2 separate regions of the Homo sapiens genome follow, and region 2 is linked to region 1. The links are chromatin loops, found by intact Hi-C in ENCODE. Cell type or tissue: PC-9. All regions are shown on one strand.

What was found. Peaks named below come from ENCODE experiments on the same cell type or tissue, not always from the same donor. Only the 100,000 strongest peaks of a DNase experiment are listed, where the experiment ranks them.
Region 2: it touches region 1 in a loop (3-fold over the local background); 5 of 110 quality-filtered maps call a loop at or near these places.

What each region holds. Positions count from the first base shown.
Region 1 is chr14:75,879,660-75,887,659 of GRCh38, reverse strand. TTLL5 (tubulin tyrosine ligase like 5) reads right to left here. Exons shown (of 32, transcript NM_015072.5): 30 at 4,758-4,975. Among named protein-coding and RNA genes, the nearest start is that of TGFB3, 98 kb to the left of the region's middle. In PC-9, a CTCF peak has its summit at 3,372; DNase peaks (open chromatin) are centred at 709, 1,609, 2,119 and 3,189; H3K27ac peaks cover 3,070 bases.
Region 2 is chr14:75,828,885-75,836,884 of GRCh38, reverse strand. The region is part of intron 28 of TTLL5 (tubulin tyrosine ligase like 5); the gene reads right to left. Among named protein-coding and RNA genes, the nearest start is that of TGFB3, 150 kb to the left of the region's middle. In PC-9, no CTCF peak of the experiment used is centred here; DNase peaks (open chromatin) are centred at 4,694 and 5,254; H3K4me3 peaks cover 1,528 bases; H3K27ac peaks cover 2,538 bases.

The sequences.
Region 1 (8,000 bases):
AGCACAGCGGGTCATATAAGTTCCAGTTTGAGCTCAGCCACTGAACACCTGCGTACCTTGTTGTACTCATATCCCCACAACTATGCCTCCATCCCTTTATCTTCTACCAAAAACATTTTATAATTACCTACCTTGGAAATGCATAATGTAGAGAAGCCTGTATTAAGGATGAATATGTTATAGATTCAACTATGTTTCTTGAAACTGCACATAATAAAAAGCTGGCAGAACATGGTTAACACACAATATGGTATCTTCTATGCTCACCTCAAGAACTTTTGGACAATTATTAAGTCCTAATTACTTTGCCCTTAAATCTTCTCACTTTAATGACTCATATGTTAAAAAGATATAACATTTTTTAAGCCGGTGTTTATTTTCATATTCTTCTGACATTAATCTCTTAAACATCTTTCATCATACGGCTGACCTCACCACATGTTCAGGTAACATTAATTGGGATTTGGTGCTACCAGGCTACCCAGTCCTGATGGCTTTCCTCCCTGCTAATCCCTGGCAGCCTTAACAGACACCACTGTCCTGGGTGCTGACACAGAACAGTCGTTACCACCAACTTCCACTCAGGTCACCCTGATGAGAATCACCTAAGCCCAGGGTAAAGAAGGTCATCTCAGCTATTTAAGGAAAAGTACTGCAGTTCAGTCTGTGTTTCTTAAACAGTTTTCTTTCTTCAGAGAAGTCTCCCAGGTTACAACATCTTTGGCCCCACCCTTTCAAATTCATTCAGTCTGAGTTTTGCCCTTGTGCCTGGCAAACTTCAATCTCCTCAGGTTTCTTTCTCCATATTTCCTGGAGAGTATGATTCTGGCTCTGAAAAAAGCTCATTTACAAGAGACAGTTCAGATGCATGTAGTTGTTTGTAGGCTGTCGTCCTCAGTTCAGCTGACTGCTTGGAAGAAATACCACAAATAGTTTTGAAAGGAGGATCTGAAGCGGGTACTAAATTATGAAGTGTTGCAAACATTGGAGAAGAAAATCAAGAAAGATTATTGGCACCAGGAAAATGGTAAAAAAAAAAATTTTAAATCATTCCCTTCACAGAACTGACAAATGAGATTTAGCTAAATGAAATACAAGTATATGAATTTGAGAACTACAACAAAGAACTGCTGGGACAAGAGGGGCTGAGGAAAATGGCTTGAAAGCATCAGGATTAAAGAGCAAATGTGCTCATAAAAAAGCTTTCAATGGAATAGACAGAAAACAAGTCATTTTGGTTAATTATTCAGTAGGGACAGTGGGTTTCGTTTTACAGATGGTAAAATGAAACCTTTAGAGGGAAAGCAACTTGAGTATTATCATAAAGAAACAGGACCCCACTGTTCTGATTCTCAACTCCCTTTGCACCAAAATCCAAGTGACATTCCATCTTTAACGTTCTATTCTTCTCTAAACTCAAAACTCAACCCTCTAGGATGTGGAAACTTTGATGCTCTTGGAAATTGCTTCTATATTTGTCTAATGCCAACTTCTGTGCTAGAAGAAGTTTGAAGTTCAACCCAAAAACACAGGGCTTGGCATGGTCAAAAGCTCATTACAACTTCTCATTAGTTGTGTCTCTTGAGGCGACTATGGCATTCCTGAGTGTGACTCAGTATCACCAGTCATAACTGAGGGTTCCTGATTAATCTGAACTGAGCCGGAGTAAAGGCCACAGTAAGATCCAAGCAAATGAAGCAACACATCTTGTAGGAAGAAAGTAAAAAATTTACATGAAAATTTCTTGAAATGCATAATAGTACCTAACACTGATTTAGTATGTATTACATACCAGGCACTGTATTTGTGCTTGACATTCATCAATTCATTTATCTTAATAACCCTATGAGGCAGGTACTATTACTATTCCCATTTTAAAATAGGAAACTGAGTCACAGAGATGTTGAGTAACTTGCTATGCTGGCTAGGAACAAGAATTACTACAGAACAGTGAGAATATATCAACTGATACTCAGGATCCTGATTTCGAGAGCCATGAAAAGCTTCTCTAGATTAAAAAAATTACTTCATCAGTCCAAATAAAGTATGGGGTTTAGTTCATAGTAATGTGCCAATGACAGTTTCCTGGTATGGTACATTCCTCAAATGCCCCATGGCAATGTCAGATGTTAACAATGGAAAAAACACTGGGCAAGTGGTACGTGAGAACTCTCTGATCTCGCTCTGTCACCCAGGCTGGAGTGCAGTGGTACGATCTCGGCTCACTGCAAGCTCTGCCTCCCGGGTTCACACTATTCTCCTGCCTCAGCCGCCCAAGTAGCTGGGACTACAGGCGCCCACCATCATGCACGGCTAATTTTTTTTGTATTTTTAGTAGAGACGGGGTTTCACCATGTTAGTTAGGATGGTCTCGATCTCCCGACCTCTTGATCTGCCCGCCTCGGCTTCCCAAAGTGCTGGGATTACAGGCGTGAGCCACCGCACCTGGCCAGTTTTTTTATTTTAATTAATTAATTATTTTTTTGAGACGGGGTCTTGTTCTGTCACCCAGGCTGGAGTGCAGTGGTGTGATCTCAGCTTACTGCAAGCTCCGCCTCCCAGGTTCACGCCATTCTCCCGCCTCAGCCTCCCGAGTAGCTGGTACCACTCGGGTGCCTGCCAGCATGCCTGGCTAATTTTTTTTTGTATTTTTAGTAGAGACAGGGTTTCACCATGTTGGCCAGGATGGTCTCGATCTCCTGACCTCGTGATCCGCCCACCTCTGCCTCCCAAAGTGCTGGGATTACAGGCGTGAGCCACCACACTTGGCCCAGTTGTTTTTTTTTTTTTAACTTTATCAGGATACTTCATAGGGGGAACTTTTCACTGTTCAGATGAAAAGCCATGCTATTCTTTTTCCTAAAAGTCAGGAGAATATCTGAAAACACTGGGGTCCCCAAAACGCTGTACATTTCACATGTAAGTGAGAGAATGTTCAAGTCTTTATTAGTATTAACTTAGCTTCAGAGACTTGTCCTAGAGTTTTAGAGGCAAATTGGAAACTATTTCCTGGAACAACGCCTCACAGCATGCCTTTTGATACCTGGATTATATTACTTAAATTCTGAAGAAATCTCCGCTTTTTCCCCCCTTCTGTGCATTTTTGATGCTGAGCTGTTTCCGGTTTTCCCACACTCTTGCCTGTCACAAAGAAGAAACCACAAAAATGCTGCAAAGCAAAGTCTGTCCAAAGAGCTGCAATTCCATCTCAGGAGGCTGCAGAGTTCTCCTGCCAGCAGTGAGTTCAGGGCAGTAGCAAGCAGCGTCTTCAAATGTCCAGCCCTGCCGCCTGGGCCCACCTCTCCACCAGCTAGCCACACAGGCCACCAAGGGCCTTCTGAGGGTACTGGCAATAATCAGAGAATCCACAAGGGGCACACTGGCAAATTCAACATTCGCATTTGGCTCAAAAATTTTCCTAGTTAACTACGGGCTTTCCAAATCTGTGAAGGAGAGTGTGGTTTTAGAATGCATATGATGGTGACCAAGGCTTACTGAGCTCTTACCTGGGCCGGGCCTTACTCTATGTACTTCACACATATTAACTCTGTTAACATTTAACAACTGACCTAGGAGGTAGATACTCTTATTGTTTTATTTTTACAAATGGAAACATGAGGAAGCTGAGGCTAGGAGATTAAGTAACTTGTAACCTGCAGAAGGTATCATATTAGTAAAGTGTGGCCTGAGGATGTGAATCCAGGCAGTCTGGCTACAGAGGCTGCAGACCTAAGGATTTGACTCCACTATTTCCAGGGTGAGAAGGCACACATTTCCTATTTTGCTACTGGCATTCAACCACAAACTGCAGCCTTCCTACTGCCCTTTCCTACTACTCCAGAGAGTTCTGCAGTCATTACAATGCCAGCTCTTCCCAGAACAGCGCTTGGTACTTAGTGGGCACTGAATAAATATTTGTTGGATAAATGAATAATGGCAGCAATATAATTAAAACAGCCACAAGGGATTGTTTTCTATCTAAATCCAGAATTTGATTTACCATCCAAGGAGGAAAAAACAGTAATGACTTTTTCTATGTTTTAGGATTCTTCTCACAACTAATATTGATCTTCCGAAGGACAAATGAATGAGAAGCCTCAATGACAGCAAGAGAAATACACAAATGTCTGCGACACAAAAACACAGCAGGCAATGCGTGCCTCTTCCAGACATCTCTAAAAGTTCCCCAAGTTTAAACTGAAGAAGGGCTGCTAGAACCAACGCTCTTCACCAATCTATTTCTAGTTCACTGGCTAAAAAGTGGCTGGAGATACAGTGAAGGATTTTGACTTAACAAAAATTTGACTCAGGAAAGGAAATGTCTTTTTGGTGTAAACAGGTAGACTACAAAAGGTATTAAAAACACTGTTGCTACACAGAGCTTGGTGACTAATGTCAATGAAGTTATATTATCCTCTTAGATGAAATCTCAATCCTGTATCTCCCCTTTCAAATGCCTAAAAGTGAACAAACCAAGGGGAAGCAGGATGTTGAATTTTATATGAAATTGAAAAGATCTGATTCTGCAGGGCCTGTCCCTCCCACAGGGTAAAGCCCTGCCATCTGCTTGTTTCAGTAGTTCCCTGGGTGATTCTAATTTGTAGCCCACGCTGAGAACTAGGGTTAGCCTTTATTTCCCAGCAGGTGTTCTTGTTTCCAGTACTTCAGTACGAACGGTCTTGAAGAGTAATAAATAAAGAGTACTATTAGCTTAGAACTGATAAAACTCAGTAGAAATTGAACAGAAAAAAACTTACTTGGAAGCTTTCTGGGATGTTGCCCTTCTGAGCACTTGTTCGTGGTTGGGTGGGGGTTTGGGAACCAGGGAGGCGCAAGAACTTGGAGGTGGTACCACTTTTTGTGGCAGAGTGGTTGGCTTCTGGCCACTAGCTGTGGCACTGGAAATTCTACAACCTGCACCATTATTCATTGTCCATAAATTGGAGTTAGGTAGTGTCTGGCTGCCAAAGATTGCCTACAAAAAAAAAAGGAAAAAAATGATCGATGGACATCACCTTCACAACCCATTTACTGTATGTAACTAGTCTGTAATCCTGTCAAGGGGCAAAAAGAAAAGGACAACTGTTAATTTTTTTTTTAAGGAAAAACTTCTCTAATGTTGCCAGTGCAGCTCTAGATTCAGAGAAGGGGAATATTTTGAAGCAGATTGTTGAAATGGTCTTGTTGAAAGTACACTGGGCTAGGAATCAGGGCACCTGCGATACTAAGTGTTGGTCCACATGCGTGAATTAGAAAAGCATCTGATCTCTCAGTGTAGTTTCCATCATTGTTAAATTCAACACTTTTTTAATGAATGTCTCTTTCGAGGCGTGAAGTACTAGAAATAGAGCACAGAATAAAATTGTCTTGCAGCTTGACTTGATTCCTGCCCAATCCAAAACTCTGAGCTCCTCTAGAAAGTTTGCAGGCAGGAGGCAAGGGGAGGAGTCAGTGTGGCTAAGGCATGGTGAGCAATACAGAAAGATGAGGTTCCTGCGACAGGAACCATGAGCCAGGCCTGGTTATAATCTTGAGGGCTAGTTTAGAATTCTAGCTAGAAACACTTTGTTGACCTAAAGATTAACATAAGATTTTACATTTGAAAGCGCTTTCAAAGTAAAATTACTATACAAATGCTAGTTACATGAATACAATCGACAAATGGATATTTTTGCTCAGAGGGTAAGCCTATAAATAAAGACCTAAAAATCACCATCTAAACATCACAAATGTCAACATATATAATTAGGATGTAAAAGTATTCTTCCTTCAAGTAGATGCTTAAAAAGTTCTTACAACTTATTTATCTCATTAGAAATGGTCTTTTTGTGTCTCAATTTTGTTACTAGTCTTTCAATACTATTAATACTGCTTTCAACATGCATTGTAAAAACTTTAAATGAGAAATAATATTAAGAGAAAAATAACATCATTGACAAAATACATAGTATTTTTTATTAAAACAATTTCTGGCAATTGATTTCCATTTGTACCTACAACATGTAAAGGACTCATGGTGAGGCAGGATGAAATAATATGAGATGCTCTTAGGAAATATTCATCTTCTAGACAGAGTTTGCTAGTATTATTTTTGCCCTTTATGAATTTTATTTTTTCAGATTTAAAAGATGAACTGGGTAATTTTAGTAAAATGTTCACCAACCCTTCTATATGCATGACATAAAATGTCTCATTTTCAGGAAATGTGTCAAAGGTCGTAGGCTAAGCAGATATGAGAGGGGGATCCAGGGGTCTTGTGTGGAGTAAATGTGTTTCACTGAGATGCTTGACAAAGAACAAAGAGATTTCAGAGGTAAAGGGTCTGAGCATTTTCAGTCAGACCAATCTGACTGAGATGTCCCCAACCTGTGTAAACCACCTGAGGGAGAAAGTGAAGAGCTACAATTTTTCTCCATCTCTGATCCACAGAAGAGGAACAAAGACAAAGCCAGGTTCGGTGGCTAATGCCTGTAATCCTAGCACTTTGGGAGGCTGAGACATGTGGATCACCTGAGCTCAGGAGTTCGAAACCAGCCTGGGCAACATGGCAAAACTCTGTCTTTACAAAAAATACAAAAATTAGCTAGACGTGGTGGTGCCTGCCTGTAGTCCCAGCGACCCAAGAGGCTGAGGTGGGAGAATCCTTTGAGCCAGGGAGGTGAAGGTTGCAAAGGGTGAAGACTGCACCACTGCACTCCAGCCTCGGTGACAGAGCTAGACCCTGTCTCAAAAAAAGCGGGGGGAAGAGGAACAAAGACAGATGCAAGGTCATGGGCAAAGCCAGGAGGGCAGCACTGTTGAGCATGTACACATGGGGAGGTTTCCGGATGGTCCAAGAGAATCAAGGAGCCCTGACCCTGCTAAAGCAGGCCTCCTCAGGACAAGGAACCAAAGCTTCCAGCAGGAGGCAGCCTTCTGGGACAGGGTCTACAACAAACCCTTTCTTTGCAGCTGTTGTTTCCATATTTGAGGGCCTTAAAATCTGTGTGAGAAACTCAATTGGAAGTAAAGAGGGACACAGGAACAGGCTGCCCCAGGCTTCTATTTTCACCACTACATCCTAATAATTGAGGTTAGGTGTAAGGAGTGTTTGGGAAGTGCCTCATTCAAGATGGGAAGAGACCAAAAATCAGAATGAGGGCTGAAGAACAGTTCTACACTGAGCCATCCATAAAGAAATTCCCTGGGTGAGTAGTAGAGGAGGGGATAAAATGTTGTTAGTTAAGAGCTCTTGGAAATCAAAATATTCTTTATTAAATTATATATTTAATGTTGTAAGGGAACTGCCATTGGTAAGAACATCTATTCAATAAATGTTGCCACGGTGACAACTATATTTTCAAATTCATAATTTTTTCCCCCAAAATCTGAAACATGTAAATACAAATGAAATAATGAGTGAAAACAGCAGGTTCAGAACAGTGAGTTTAGTGAGCTCCTATTTTTGTTTTTTTTAAAAAGAATACATACACACCATATATATCTATATATGTATGTACACACACTCTCTCTCTCTCTCTCCTAGTATCTGCACAGAACAATTCTGGAAGTATACACAAAAAACTGGTAGCCTTCAGGGAGAAGAATTGGTTAGCTAGGGGTCAAGGCAGGAGGGAGACTAACTTTTTACTACATGTCATTTGTATCTTTTGAATTTCATACTGCGTGCATATAGTTATTTATTACAAAAATAAACTAATTATTTAAAAGACAAAAGAAGTCTAGTTCCAGTAACATTTAAGCAGGTAATACATTATCTGTGAGTACAAATCAAGATACCCAAGTGAAGCCCAAGTTTTAACCAGCTGGGTATAGGATTCCTATTAGATTGGGCTAAAGAAGGAATTAACTGTTCAACACTGGCTAGAAAAGCAGATTAGGTCATCAATGAAAGGCAGAGAGACCCAGAGTAAATGGAAAAGACATGGCTTGCGGTCAAATGTACCTCAGCTCAAATGTAGGCCTTGTCACTTACAAAGTGGGTGATCTTTTCAAGTTAA
Region 2 (8,000 bases), 51 kb after region 1:
CTAACACAGCACAATTTAGGGCATATTTTCATGATGGTCTATCACTGGATTACAACACATCTCTTCATTAAAGTCTTGGGAAAGAGGCTTCAACTTTTCTGTGTTGAGAAAACTTCACAGGTGTGTAAAGTTTGATCAGTATGTATAATATATTTGATTACATATATTTTATTTTTATTTTTCATTTTTTTGCATACATAGCAGGTGTATATACTTATGGGTTATATGAGATATTTTGATAAAGGCATGCAATGTGTAATAATCACATCAGGGTAAATGCAGTATCTATCCATCACCCCAAGCATTTATCCTTTGTGTTACATACAGTCCAATTACACTCTTTTAGTTACTTAAAAATGTATAATTAAATTATTTTTGACTACAGTCACCTTGGTATGCTAGCAAATACTAGGTCTTACTCATTCTATTTTTTTTTTGTATCCATTAACCATCCCCACTTCCCCCTGTCACCCCTAACCCCCATTACCCTTCCCAATCTCTGGTAACCAGCATTCTACTCTTTATCTCCACAAGTTCAATTATTTTGATTTTTGGCTCCCACAAGTAAGTGAGAACATGCAAAATTTGTCTTTCTGTGCCTGGCTTATCTCACTTAACATAATGACCTCCAGTTCCATCATGTTGTTGCAAATGACAGGATCTCATTCCTTTTGTGACTGAACAGTACTCTACTATGTGTATGTATCACATTTTCTTCATCTACTCATCTGATGATGAATACTTAGGTTGCTTCCAAATCTTAGCTATTGTGAACAGTGCAGCAACAAACACAGGAGTGCACATATCTCTTCAATATACTGCTTTCCCTTCTTCTGGGCAGATACCTAGGAGTGGGACTGCTGGGTTGTATGGTAGCTCTATTTTTAGTTTTTTGAGGAATCTCCAAACTGTTCTCCATAGTGGTAGTACTAATTACATTCCAACTAGCAGTGTAGGAGCCTTCACTATGCTCCACATCCTCGCCAGCATCATTACTTGTCTTTTGGATATAAGCCATTTTAACTGGGGTGAGATGGTATCTCACTGAAGTTTTGATTTGCATTTCTCTGATGATCAATGATGCTGAGTATTTTTCATATACTTGTTTGCCATTTATATGCCTTCTTTTGACAAATGTCTGTTCAGGTCTTCTGCCTATTTTTAATTGGATTATTAGTTTTTTTCCTACAGAGTTGTTTGAATTCCTTACATATTCTGATTATTAATCTCTTATCAGATGGTTAGTTTGCAAATATTTTCTCCCTTCTGTGGGTTTAACTACATATTTTAATACAACATAATGGTTCTCTTTGTCAGATGAAATGTTGAGCTGGTTGGCTCCTGTCACATGGTATAGAGCAGAGTCCATTTGCAATACACAAGAAGAGAAGCATAACATCAACCTGGTGACAAATAGAGATTGTGTGTTTACTACAGTCTGAAGAAACTTTGTCCTGTGAGTATATTAGAGTCTAATGAGGGCAATAAATAAATAGCAATACTCAAAACAGCCACATGGTCCTGAAGGATGACTGAATGAGGAGTATAACTATAGACACCTAATGGACACTGGGAGACAATGCTCTACTTTAATATTGATTCCACCAGGTGAAATTTACTGGGTTGAGTATTGTCTTGCATCTTTTGATCCCTTCAACTGTGTTGATCAAAGTTCTTGTATGTGGAAGTGTGTTGCAAAGACATGAAGAATGACAACTGCTGCCATAGCAGGTTTTTGGCCAGCTGAGTGCTAGGGTACCTTACTAGAGGAAGTCAAAGCTCAAATTGTTTTGTTTGTTTGTTTGTTTGTTTGTTTGGAGACAGGGTCTCACTCTGTTGCCCAGGTTGGAGTTAAGTGACACAATCATGATTCACTGCAGCCTCAACCTCCTGGGCTCAAGCAATCCTCCCACCTCAGCCTCCTGAGTAGCTGGAACTACAGGCACATGCTACCATGCCCGGCTAATATTTGAAATTTTTTGTAGAGATGAGGGTCTCACTATACTGCCCAGGCTGGTCTCAAACTCCTGGGCTCAAGTGATTCTCCTGCCTCAGCTTCCTTAAGTGCTGGGATTACAGGTGTGAGCCACTGTGCCCAGCCCAAAGCGCAAGTTCTAATGATGGTAAGCATGCTGAATTGTGGTTCTTGTTAAAGGAAAAAGTCCTGACCTAATCCATCTACAGAATAAAAAAGTTCTTTTTAAATGATGGTGTGTGACTTCTTGTAGTAGGCTAAAGAACTGCCCAGGTAGAAGTCCGGTCTGTGAATTTTGGGCATAGGTATGTATTTAGACTGCCTGGGATGGCAGGGAGTAAAAAATATACAGAGTAAGGGGTAGAACTGGGCTAGATCCACAATGGTAAAAAGTGTTTGCCAAATAAGAATGGGAAAGGGAAGGGGAAAGACAGTGAAAACATGAAAACATAGGTATAAAGATGCAGAAATGTTTTTTAAAAACTCCCTTGATTTCTTCATTTCACACTGATTAAAAGGGCTGACAATGGGATAAAATCCCTTTAACATGGCATACCAAGCACTTTAACTTTTCAACTTTCCCACTTTATCCTCAACCACATACTCCCCTACTTGAATGTGATGCTCCCACAACACTGCACTTCAGGTATGCTCTTCCATACCTCCCTGCCTTTGCACAAATCTCCGCCATTTTCATCTAGTAAAAAACCAATAATTCACTCTCTGCAAAATCAATCCTGGTTTTCCTCTGATTTAGCTTGTTCCTCTAGGCCCCACATGCCTTTTACTAGCATGTTTTTTGTACTGTGACTTATTCTTCACAGTGATGATTTCTTCCCTACTGGACTAACCATTGAGACAGTGAGTTCATCATTACTGGTCTTTGTACACTCAGAGCCTGGTAACATTTTGGTCATGTAATGTCTGTTGAATGAAAAATGAATGAATAAATGAACATGCCTCTATCTGGGATAATAGCATACTTCACCTAAAGAAAGGAAACTCAAACAAATAACCCTTTGAGGAGTCAGAGAGATCAAATGGAAAATTTATCAGGCAGAGAACTAGAAGCCCTGGATTCCACTCCTTACTTTATCACTAGGTAAGCATGAGAATTTGCACACTCTACTTCATTTCTCTGGGTCTCCATTTTTAACATTTCTAATGTATGGGTATGGGTAAGGGTAGATGACATAGAAATGTTTACATGGATTCCCACTTACTGGGCACGTACTCTATGGCAGGCATTATATATAGTAAAAGTGCTTTTCTTATGCCATTTAGTTTTCATTTGCTCCTGAGAACATCCCTAGGAAGTAGGCATTTATTCTCTATTTTAGAGATAAGAATATTAAGTTCAAAGAACTTGCCCTAGGCAAAATAGCTAGTGAGTGGCTAAAAAAAGAAGGAATCCAAATTGGTCTGCCTCTTAACTACATGCTTTCAAACATTAGGTCATAACACTTACATGGAAGATCTTCGATATTTTAAAATAAAAAAAATTGGGAGCTTCTCAGGCCATATGATAGTCCCAAAATGTGGCAGCACTTATTTATCCTATTCTTCTCTGAGAAGGAGCTGCCTTCAGATGCTGGGGACTGGGTGACAGGAGGGTGAAGATGTACCGAACAGCAGAGTCTTGAAATATGAAACAGCCTTTCTGGATGAAAGGTCAGAACTCAGAGAACGAAAGAAAATGCAGGATGAAATGATATGAAAGAGGGAGGAGGCTAGGGGATGGCCTGGCAGAAAAATAAGCACAGGGAGAGGAACGCAGGAAGTGAGGCTGAGAGGTGCTGATAAGGGCATGGGGCTTGGCTGAGGAGAATGATGAAGGCACCTGGTGTTCCTGATGGGCAGAGCTGCGGGAGGCAGGTGGCCACGCTGAGGAGACTGGCCCACCAGTACAGCAATTCCCGCTGAAACTGGGAACTGGATGGACAAGCCTGCTGCCCTAAGAACAGAGGTGGTTAAAAGAGAGAGCTCAGCCTGGGCCTGATAGGAGAAGAAGGGAGACTTAAGAAAACAACCACCCCACAGCTCCAAAAGGAGGAGCTTGCAGACTGAAAGAGAAGCGATGACAGACAGTGCCTGGAATGGACCGTTTAATGCTTTAAACCTGTGCCAAACTAACTGAGTAACGTGAGACTAAACTGGTGATTTACCTCAATTCTGGGAGAGATTAGTCTTTGTACATCGGCAGCAGAAACAAACATTACTATTTTATAGTGATGAGTGTTATTAGTACTGAAAAGACCCAATCATGTGTAATACTTTACAGTTTACAAAGCACGTTCACATATGGGATCTCATCGAATTCCCATGACAATCCAGGCATCACTTTCCACATAGCAAAATTAGGCTTTGGTTTTGTCAAATGATTTGCCCCAAGTCAGGTGGACCTGTGGCTGGCACCTAGGTCTTCCCATTCCTGGTCCAGAAATAAAATGTAGCTTACATCTCAGGAAAGAAAGAAAAGACAGTTAACTACACAAAAGAACATACACTAAACTCCGAGAGTGGAGTTCAGAGGAAGCAGCAAATTTGGGGGCAATTGGGAAAGGCTTCAGGTGACTGTAGACTGGATAGGAGAAAGGGATTACTAAGAAGGCAGGGAAAGCACAGAGGCTGGGCCTTAAAGGTGTATTCTACCTCCCCAGCCCTTCTCCTCCAGCATAGCAGCTGCAAGTGCAATCATTTAACAAATATTTATTGTTGACATTGTGCTCAATGCCAAGGAGCCAATGGTGAGCAAGAAGTTTACTCTGAGACCAGCAGTATCCGGGTTACTTGCTGTGGGGGTGGGGGTGTGTGTCATCTGTTCTTTCGTAAAAAGGGAGAAGTTCTAGCCTCAAGAGTGACACCCCAATCTATCACAGAAATGTAGGACCTCCAGTTTTTCAAACTGTACTATGTTCCCAAAACAGAAGAGGACTCTACCCCTCCGTTGGCAAGTGATCAGAAACGGACAGAGCTGAAAACAGGGCATTAAAGTGGCTATTTCATATCAGAGTCATAGTAAAAAGCAAAAGCCAAAAGCCAAAAGGGTTGTGTTTAGTTCCTTACTCCACAATTTTATATTTGCCCTCCCAACAGCCAAGCTCCATTGTGTATACTATGCACACACAGTAAAGAAAAAATGTGATATGGGAACACAGGGAGAGTCTGCAAAGTGCTGAAACAGCATACCTGGCAGCTGCTAAAACAAAACTTCAAAGATTTGGCGTCTCTGAAAAGCCATCAGGCAGGACCCCACCCACTCCCCCTGCTAGCCACGGCTTCCCTGGGAGCTAGTACACGTAACCACTTCCGCATGTTTGGCTCTGTTCCCCAGAGTTACAGCAGCTCTAGAAGCCATGTCAGAACCTCCAGCCAGGCAGGTGGGGGTGGCGGTGGCTGTGGGCAGTAGAGGGAGGGTAGAGAAGCAAGACTCCCCCAACATCTAGCCATGGACACATCTCAGAAAATAAAAAGATAATGCTGGGATCTGCTTTAAAAACCCCTTCCTCTCAGTTGGCCTAGCTCTGATAGGTTAAATACTAGTTACACTGAAGCTCTGATCTTGTGAGATTCCCAAGGCATTAGAATATTCCCCTTCCAGGACCACAAATTAGTTCAAGAACAGCATCTGTAGTAAATCTCCAGATCTAAACAAAAGAAGCTCAAGACCTACAGAAGATCCTAAGAGGATATCAACAATGTACCTTTCTTAGAAACTCATTCCTTTTTACTTTTTATTTCACTAACCAAGTTTGAGTCTTTATTACATCTTCTGGGTCAACTATCCAGTCCTGAGCTGTCCAATATGGTAGTCATGAGCCACGTAAGCTCGTTTTGAGCTTTTGACTTGTGGCTTTTATGACTGAGAAACTGAAATTTTCATTTTATTTAATTTTAATTAAAACTTAAATATACACATGTGGCTCGTGGCTACCATACTGGACATCATGGTGAATTATATCTCTCAGGAGCATGATTCCAATAGATGAAAGGCATTAAGGATGAGAAATCCTAATAAGATCTGCTTGGGACATCAGGGAAGGTTGCAGGAAGACTGCAATAAACTGAGCCCTGTGTGAGAACAGGATATCCATTCACTCATGCTTTTACTCAATATTTGTACATCAATAAGTTCCTACTGCTTACCAAGGCACTGGGATACAATAATGAATAAGACAACATACACTTAAGTGAAAGAGTGATAGAAAGTAAACAGTAAACAAATAGAATAAGTGCTACAGAATGGCATAAGTGAGGATGTGGTGATGGGAAAATATACAAGGCTTATATATTTGTGTTCCAAAATATTATCTTTCATGTTTCATTAATTATTTTAATGAAAAAATAAAAACTGTATATATTTATGGTATACACCATGATGTTTTGGAATATGTTATACATTGTGGGATGGCTAAATTGAGCTAATTAACACATGCTTTACCTTACATATTTTTGTGTGTGCTGAGAAGAGTTAAAATCTACTCTCTTAGTGATTTTCAAGTATATAATACATTGTTATTAATTATAGTCACCATGTTGTACAATAATAGGCTTACTTTTGATCTGTTGACTTGGCTGACACTGAACTTATGAAGAAGAATGCAAGTGGTAAGGTGGACTGGACCCAGATGCAGGTGCTCACTTTGGAAATCAGGCCACAATTTTTGTTTTTGTTTTTGTTTTTCACATTGTGGTGTGTTGGATCCTTTTCCTTCTTCTTGAAAAAATTTGTTTTAATTATCCAAGTGACCAAAATGTCAATACAGGAAATATTTAGAATACAGAAAACAAATTAGAAAGACTCAGACTTGAGAGGTAGAAGCCTAATTATGCTATATCCCCAACAATTTATCCTTAGCAATACAGCCAATATCTCACTATTTCTCTAACTTTTCTACTATTTCTCATTTAGTTGTGAACTTGGAAGAAAGGAGAATGATTAATGATACTTCCTAATTCCCCCACACCAACTTCTAGGCTTTTATATGAACTAAAAAATCTCCTTTACGGATATGCCAGCTTGATTTCAGTTTCTATCACTTGAAACTCCAAGTGTTTTGACTAATACATTATTTCTGACACACTGTCTGAGCCAGACTGGCTCCCACTTACTGTCCCTGCAAATACCTTAAATATCTTGCACATTATCTTCTTTTTTGTTCCATTTCTTAACCTATCCGTAGCCTATACACCTGGGACTGAATTTACACCCTACCTTAAACTCTTCCTCTGCAGAACCTTATATTTTCACCCAAGTCTTTAGTATCTTTTTTGAATTGTGAACTCATCTGAACCCATATGCTCTTTTAAAATCACTCGCTTTCTGTGTTACATGAAAAAAAAAAAAAAAGTAAATGTATAGGACAGTATTACTCAACCTGAGGATGGCAAGAATGAAGACCTTTATGATGATTCACTTCTGCTTAATGAATAGTAAATGTATTTCTCTTCCTTATGATTTTCTCAATAAATTTTTTTATTCTCTAGCTTACTTTTTAGTAAGAATACAGTATATAATACATACATTATATACCATATGTGTTAATTACTGTTTATCCATAAGGCTTCTGGTCAATAATGAGCTATTACTAAGAGTATGGATTACAATTCTTTGATCCTCTCAGATTCTCACATAGTGCCAAGCACCAAATATATGTGCAATTATCTCTTAAGTGATGAATATCAGCCTGTTGGCCTATCCAAGCCCCATCTACCCTTCCAGGTTCAACTCACACCTTTTCTTTTCCATGAAGTTTTCGCCAGCTTCTCCAGCCAGAGTGATAAATTTCTCCTCGGAACTCTCACCACTTAAGAAAAGGTTTTCATCTTCCTATTCAATAATTAAGCACATATTGCTTTATAGTACTTGCATTAGTAAATTTTATGATCAGTAATTTTCCTTCTTGAGGACAGGGATTTGTCTGATACCTCCTTCAGGGCCCAGTCTCTCACACTGAGGAGATATTCAGTAATTTTACATGTTAACTTTTTGAGGATAACATTACTGTAACAACTATCAGATGAA